2 separate regions of the Homo sapiens genome follow, and region 2 is linked to region 1. A link is a contact called in ENCODE Hi-C or POLR2A ChIA-PET data. All regions are on one chromosome and are shown on one strand. The core of a region is the stretch at or near the end of the contact, and the rest is flanking DNA. Distances in the headings are between cores, read along the strand shown.

Region 1 (3,797 bases), core at 29-2,528:
GCATGGAGATAATTTCGGACGTCTGCTTCTCTTAACTCCTGAGCACTTTTGCTTCTCACTGTAGAATTCCAGAGACACATGGGTATGGAACTTGATCTAAAAGCCTCCTAGTAATAGTTGCAGATTAGATTGAAAGCCAAACTAGACTGTACACAAGTCTGTATAAATCCCAAAATAGAGCTTTAAAATAATAACTTACTGAGTCATGATTTCTGCATCTCATATGCAGTATTCCTTAAATCACATGTTGATGGCTAATCAACAAAATCCAAAGACGCAAATTAGATGGTACAATATTTACAGAGAAAATATATGTGTAGTTTGAAAAGCAAGGATTCTCAGGGTTACAGTCCCACCCCCATTCCCCCCAGAAATGATAGCAGTTGCAATCTGAACTCTCCACATTGTAACCAAGAAAGGAATGAATATAACAATGGAAAGAGAGAGATTTAAGATAGAACTTCTTAGTTAAAGGAGTCTGGACCTTCAAGAAATATGTTTAAGAAAGATTCAGAAGAAATACTAGGTAAGATGAATTATTCCTTTTTCTCAAGTAAAATTCTAGCAGCGTACTTGTTAAATGTTTATTTTGGCCAGGTGACAGAATTCAGGAGGGCGGAATCTTGTTTACCTTGTCCACTGCTGAATCCCTAGCACCCAGCAAAGTGCTTACACAAATTAGGAGTAGGTGCTCAGCAAATGTTTGTTGAATGAATAAATGAATGTTGTGGGGAGAATGAAGCTAAAATAATGATGTAGTGCATTTGTAAGCATTATGCCCATTTGTGAAAATATAGGTACTAATTTTTTACCCGATTATTTTTTTCATTCAGCAGACCTACAAAACAAAGTGTATCACAAATACCCTCTGCTTTTCATGCTGGGGAAACAGAAAAGCTTTCTTTTGAATGTAAGCTGCTACATGTTTTAATTCTAATAGCAATATGGCAGGTCAACTTTGTAGTATAATCTGGTGCCTGTTTTTGATAGATACCATGGAAATAGATACTTATTTTCAAGATGCTCAAACAGATGATTAGGCAAAAGCTCTAGCAAACCTTGAAACAACAAAAAGGAAAGGTTTTCCCACTCCCACCTCCCGTTACTGTAACATCCTGCACAGTTTTCTGCAACCCCACATCCTCCTCCTTGTTTCATCTTTTTCCTGGGTCTAATCTTTGTCTAGGGAATACAGCATGTGACTGTCAGTCTAGCAAGGAGATAGTTCTTGAGAAATCCACCCCCTACACACTGTGTTCCCAAGCTCCTCTTACAGGAATGGCATGATTTGATCAGCAGCAGGCAGAGCTGGCCCAGGGAAACAAGAGCTTGGCATAGAAATCTTAGTGCCCTCCTGCTGGAAGGGCCCTCAAGAGAGATGCTTCATGCCCACCCTCCCTCAACTGGCTGGACAGTAGATGGATGTGTAGGAAAACAAATTCCTGGCTGAATGAATAGAGGATTAAATGAATGAGAGATGAGTTCACTCCTCCAGAAGTCCCCGCCATCCCACTTGAATAGAAAGGCTAACTTTGAAGCCACTCTGTTCTCCATGGCACTATTTTATGTATACTCAGCTTTGGAATATGGTTGCCATCTGCTGCCAGTGCTTAGGACTAAGGAAGTATTGGGGTGGGTAGGAGGAGGCTGGGAGGGAAGAAAAGAGACACTTAAAATGAGCTAATGATCTCCTTTGTGTTAGAGCCTAGGTTTCAGAACATCAATCCTGTACTTCAAGAACAAAACACCAGTGTGTCTTAGACCACACCAGGCGCCGGCACATCAGATAAAGCCTGTGCTGTGTGGTGTTTAGCCACCGAGCCTAGAGAAGTTCTAAAAGTGAAATTACAGGTGCAAACTGAGGAAACTAAAAGGAGAAAAGGCCAAGGGTAAAATACAATCAGGAGGGCTCTGCCGATATGTATCTTTGGGGCTACAGTAGTTGAAAAATGAATCTACTAATTAATCAGTTGGATAATACTATAAAAGCAAGGAATTTAAGGATCTTTAGAAGAAATGAGACACTTTTCCATACACTCTGAGCATATTGTGAGCCTTTAGTATAATCTCAGGGTGAAAGTGACCTGGCTATTGTGTATTGCTGTAGACGTAACTGTTGATTAAGTGTTAGAGATTGCTGTACTAGAGGCATGCATGGTGGTCCTTTAAAAACAGAAAAGGCTGTTAAGCTCAGCTAGTAAGACAATCGAACATATCTGAACGGCAGAGAATAGCTCATAGAGCTTCCTAGCTTCCCTGATGTTGTTTGCATAAATTGTTGGGGGATGTTTGTTTGTTTGTTTGAGACAGAGTCTCACTCTGTTGCCTAGGCTGGAGTGCAGTGGCATGATCTCAGCTCACTGCAACCTCCGCCTCCAGGGTTCAAATTATTCTCCTGCCTTAGCCTCCTGAGTAGCTCGAATTATAGGCATGCGCCACCATGCCCAGCTAATTTTGTATTTTTAGAAGAGACGAGGTTTCACCATGTTGGCTAGGCTGGTCTCAAACTCCTAAACTCAAGTGATCCACCTACCTCAGCCTCCCAAAGTGCTGGGATTGCAGGTGTGAGCCAACATGCCTGGTCAAATTGTTGGTTTTGACACAAAATCATATTGATAATTTATGTACTGAAATAACATGCCAGAGAATAGTAATTAAGCTGGGGATGTATGCTAGTGAAAAAAAAAATATTACAGTGAAGTTTATTTTGGGAAAGGATTAGCTAATTGGCTAGGCATGACATTTGAAGGCCATGTACTGTTATGTATTCAATAGTAGGCCTGTATCTTGAATTGGAGGAAGGCTGAAATTTCTTTTTGCAAGGGAAGAACCTCATCAGCGATGTATATAAGTATAAATTTAGAGACAATGACAATCCTAGAAATGCAAAATACCACTTTAGGGAGCAGTAAGTGATTGCTGAGCAGTGTGTCAGACTCAGTGTCTGAGAGCAGCAAATCAGAACATATTTGTTGGCTGTGTGAGCTCTGGCCTTGACTACTGTCTTCCAGCAGGAACAAGTCATATACAACTGTGACTCAGCCTCAATTAGAATACTAGTAATGCCCTAAATCTATCTCATGTACAGTTTCTCTTCCTAGGAACCTTGTGTGCCTCATATTCTATTTGTCCCTACAACATCCCTGTGAAGCATACACACCTTTGTTTTACAGGTGGGATAACAGGTCCATAAAGGAATAGTTTAATTCTTTGTCTTCAAATGTGAAATGATTGATAATCAGTATACTGACCCAGCTCATTGTAATGTTTTTCACATTATTTCAGGTTTCCTAGGCAAAGGACATATTTTATCTTCTCATTATTATTTTTAATTAGTTTTCAGAAAAGGTGAGATAAAAACAGAATCTAACAAATATCCCATAGAGATATTTGGTGTTCTCTTTTCTTTCAAGAATAAATTAAGACCTTCTCTGCTCCTCTCTGCTGGCTCTCTCGGCAGATAGTCAAAATCCCATGCCAATTTTCAAATGAATAAGGGATCATTCTAATAGCTGATCACAGTCCCCTCTGTTGAGGAAACAGCCTTTAAAATTCATGTCTGGACCCTGAATAAGTTACTCTTGGTTATAAACTTTTAACAGTTTGACCTGAAGGTTTTTAAACTGTACTAATATATAACCTGCTTGTGAGTTCAGCAATAAATTTATCCCCAGTATGTGAAGGGCCAAAGAGAAAACTAGTGTCTTTTATTCTCTCCAGTGACCTTCACTAAATATTGCATATTTACTTTGTAAATGAGGACACCCAGTGGCCACCAAGAGAAAATATTCTAAACA
Region 2 (3,618 bases), core at 383-2,882, 220 kb before region 1:
GGTTAAAATGACTTGAAGAAACTCAGCAACTTCAGGTGAAGGACCTAATGAGAGGATCTTGAATTCTTGATCTCAAATCTGCCAGGGTCTCCATTCACTATTAAAAAGTCAGCCTAGTGAGGATGGCCCTAGTTATTAATTTGATATTATATTACTTTATTTTACCACAGTTAAAATGTTCTCTGGATTAGTATTGACCCTATAGTTACCCACAAGGTATAGAGAGAAGTCAGTGGAAATTCTCTTCTCAACAGCTAAAGTGGTCCTTGTCACCAAAACAGTCATATGCTAAATCACATGTCAGTGTGACATCGCCAGGCCTTAGCTTCTCAGGATCTACTTGTTACAAGTGAGTTTATGTGGCTTGAAGCATATGGCCTTGATATATGATCCCAGAGCAAAAGGGCAAGGTATTTCAAGCTGGCCATAATTTTATTGTCTCTCACAGGCTTGCTTTGTAGTCATTCCAATAAACTAGATGGGAAATTTTTGATGCTCCAAGCTATCCAGTCTTCAGGACTTCATTTCATGATTCAGAGTCCAGCTAAACAACTCAAGAGTGCTTTTGTGTGACACTGACCACAGGAACAAATAATTGCTTAGTAATTCTCTTTGAGGTAGAAAATTCTAAACATGGAGGAACCATTTCCCCTTAATGGGAGCCAGAAATCCTCTAAGTGCTTGAAATGGCATTCACAAGTCTGAATGGTAAACAGATAAAAACAGGAGCGCACCAGTTGCACAAATGACTTGCTTGTCACAAACTTGTCATTGCAGTAATCTAACATTTCTTTCACAGAGCCCGATGGAAAGTATGGAACAAACAGGCCCTGCTGACGTTTTGGCTCTGCTAAGCCTTCCTCCGAGCTAAAGCATCTGCAGCATCTTCCTGTTCTAGACCCTTTATCTGCTGAAGTTAGCTGATACTGTACATGTCAGAGAAATGTTTGACTATTGCATTAACAAGTTGATGACAAGCAAGTTATTCCTGCAACTGAAATACTGCTGCTTTTAGCAGGCTGCCATTTTGACCTTCATTTTATTATGCAGAAGAACCCTAACAGAGCAGAGCACTGGGGAGAAACCAGTGTGGTTGCCCCAGGCCCATACAAAGACCACCTGCCTAGGGATTAGGTATAGTGGTACAGGGGGCATACCAGGCAGGTCCATTAGAAGTATGGAAGGGATTCCTTGTAAAACATAAATGTGAATACATTAGACGGTTTCAAAGATTGTTCTTGCAGGGGTAAAATGAACTGCACAGAAATAGATTTCTTCCTGCATCCTCTGAACCCCACACACATGTGCACATACGGCTGTGTATGCTTTATAGAATGATATGAGATGGGAAACTTAAATGAAAATTGTATATACCAGCTCTACACATAGTTTTTGTCAATTGTTGGAGTTCCTGTCATCAGTAGCTTCCCTTAACCTCCTCCTCACTCAGCATAATATCTGGAGTTATCTAAACCTAATCAGACCCATGCTCTTGTCCCCTCAAGAGCACTGTTATCTCCATTAGCCTCCTCATAGAAAATTTAAGCAGCCCTCTCTAGGACATCACCAGTTCATTTCCAACCTCAGCTGCCAGCAGGGAGTACTCCTACACTGTGTAACTTCAGCCTCTCGCCGTTCTGTTTGAGGAAACTTCCTCCCCTCAGGGACCCACACTTGGGGTTCCTCGAGTGTGTAGTCCAGAGGGTCCCAGCCTTTAACAGGAGCCTTGCCTGTAAGAGAAGCCTTGCCTATTGCCCCCTATGGTGTTTTGCCTTTGTTGATGCCATAGGTATATCAGCACTTGGAACAACAGAGAGTTTGCCCTAAGACTTTGGCCTTTTCATAAAACTGAGCTGCTCTTATTCACCAAGGTGTCAGCTGCCTTGTATTCTTTCTAGACGCTTCAGGTCTGTTAAGGGTACACTGATAGTGTTTTGTCTGATTTAAATATTGACGCAAAAAACTTGCATTCTCGTACTTATTTTCTGGCTGGTGCCCCAGGTACTTTCATTTTCAAAAGTTCTGTGTAAAAATGATAATCATTGTCCATCCATGAGAACCACATTTCTTGCCAAAGTGGTGATGAGGCTTAACTTTCTTTTAGACTTGGCAAATTGCACACATTACTGTCTCCAGGGTGAAATGTTTTACTCCCATCCCAAATATCTCTTGATGTAATCTATACCTTAGCTTTGTGGAACAACTACCTCAGAGGACAGGTGGGAAGGGTGTGAGAAGAGAGCCTTTTTTTTTTTTTAACAGAGTTAGGGATATTGTCCCTGGAAAAAGAGGTGAAGATAGTTTGAGGCAGCATTTAAAGTTTCTGCAAAAGGAAATACGTGAATGAACAATTTGAATTGTAAATGGAATTTCATCAGCTTTTTCTTTCTAAAGTTCCTAATAGGATTTCCATAATGATTTTGTGTTTTCCTTCTTAGTAGAACTTAAATGGCAAATAAATGATACACTATTTTTGATTTAGAAAAAAATAAAAATCTTTTCTGTGGGAGCTCTCTTTTTAAATACACATTAGGGGATAGATAATGGCAAACAAAAAAAAGTCTTTCTTCCTATTCAGATGGATAGCTATCAGTGTGTGTATGTCTTTTTAATATTTATTTATTTGCTTATTTGATCATTTATTTGTCTATTTATTGTAAGGAAATTAACAAAGGAAAGAAGAAAAACACCTCATGATAAATTAATCTCATTAGATACGTAGAATTTTAGGGCTAGAAAGGAGTTTGATGATCAAGCTATGACTTTATATCACACTCACTTTAGAAATGTGAATGTATGTGAATTTTGAGACCCAAAGATGTTTAATCAGATGAACCAAGATGCGCAATAGGATTGTGGCAGAGCTCGGCCTAAAACTTTCATTTCAGGCAATACTCCCTCAGAGATTACATTACATTTTTTAAAGCTTTATTTTAAACAAAGACAGTCTCATTTTAATAATTTGCACTGATGTGCTTAAATCTAATAGAACATTTGCTATTATAGTAACTGAGACCTCACATTGGTTACACCAACTAAGGAATATACATTTCAACAGTTTGAAGACATTTCTTTCTAAGCCGTTTCTTATTTGCATAGGGTAAGGAACCTTAGTTAGTTCAATTAATTTTTATCTTTTGTAAGATTTCAAAGAAACACTTGCACCGTTCCTATTTACCTAAAAACATGTTTTTTAAATGAATCTGTTTCTTTAATAAGTATTCACTTAAGTAGGTCATACTGTAACGTTCTTGGTGATAAAAAATCTTTTATCAGGATAAAAGAAATCTTATTTTTATTCCCACTTTTAGCCATGTTTGAGTTGGTCCTTGTAATTGTTGGTTTCAACAAAACACTAAGTCAAAAAATCAATGTTTGTGTTTATTTTTGTTTAATACATGAGAAAAAAGTCCATTGATCTTTTTGCAGTTATGATACATAAATACTGTATTTTTCACTTATGCGAAACTTAATTTTTGAGGGTTTCCTTTTTGTTTCATTTCTCTGTTTCACATTTTTCAAACATCTGTACCATGGTTAGTGGTTAGAGTAGCAGTGGCTGGCACTTTTCTTCCACAATGTGAGAGAAAGAAAAGTGACTGGAATAAAACTTTGCTT

What was found. A loop is a pair of places that touch in the nucleus more often than their neighbours do. ChIA-PET counts read pairs that join two places held with the same protein, here RNA polymerase II (POLR2A). Pooled maps may share reads with other maps.
Region 2: a loop to region 1 is called in a map with no recorded cell type, with 2.4 times the contacts of the local background. The contact joins two enhancer-like sites. A Hi-C loop is called at or near these places in 1 of 168 maps with a recorded cell type or tissue (A673), 1 of 37 single-sample maps with no recorded cell type and 3 of 50 pooled maps. POLR2A ChIA-PET finds 5 or more read pairs at or near these places in 1 of 52 experiments (CD4-positive, alpha-beta T cell).

What each region holds. Positions count from the first base shown.
Region 1 is chr3:114,362,957-114,366,753 of GRCh38, reverse strand. All of the region lies in intron 10 of ZBTB20 (zinc finger and BTB domain containing 20), which reads left to right. ZBTB20-AS1 (ZBTB20 antisense RNA 1) reads right to left here. Exons shown (of 9, transcript NR_038993.1): 5 at 1-58. Among named protein-coding and RNA genes, the nearest start is that of ZBTB20-AS1, 13 kb to the right of the region's middle. Within about 2 kb of position 1,278, at least 2 of the 41 ENCODE cell types and tissues checked have a DNase peak (open chromatin) inside an H3K27ac peak, as active enhancers do.
Region 2 is chr3:114,583,166-114,586,783 of GRCh38, reverse strand. All of the region lies in intron 6 of ZBTB20 (zinc finger and BTB domain containing 20), which reads left to right. Among named protein-coding and RNA genes, the nearest start is that of ZBTB20-AS5, 130 kb to the right of the region's middle. Within about 2 kb of position 1,632, at least 7 of the 41 ENCODE cell types and tissues checked have a DNase peak (open chromatin) inside an H3K27ac peak, as active enhancers do.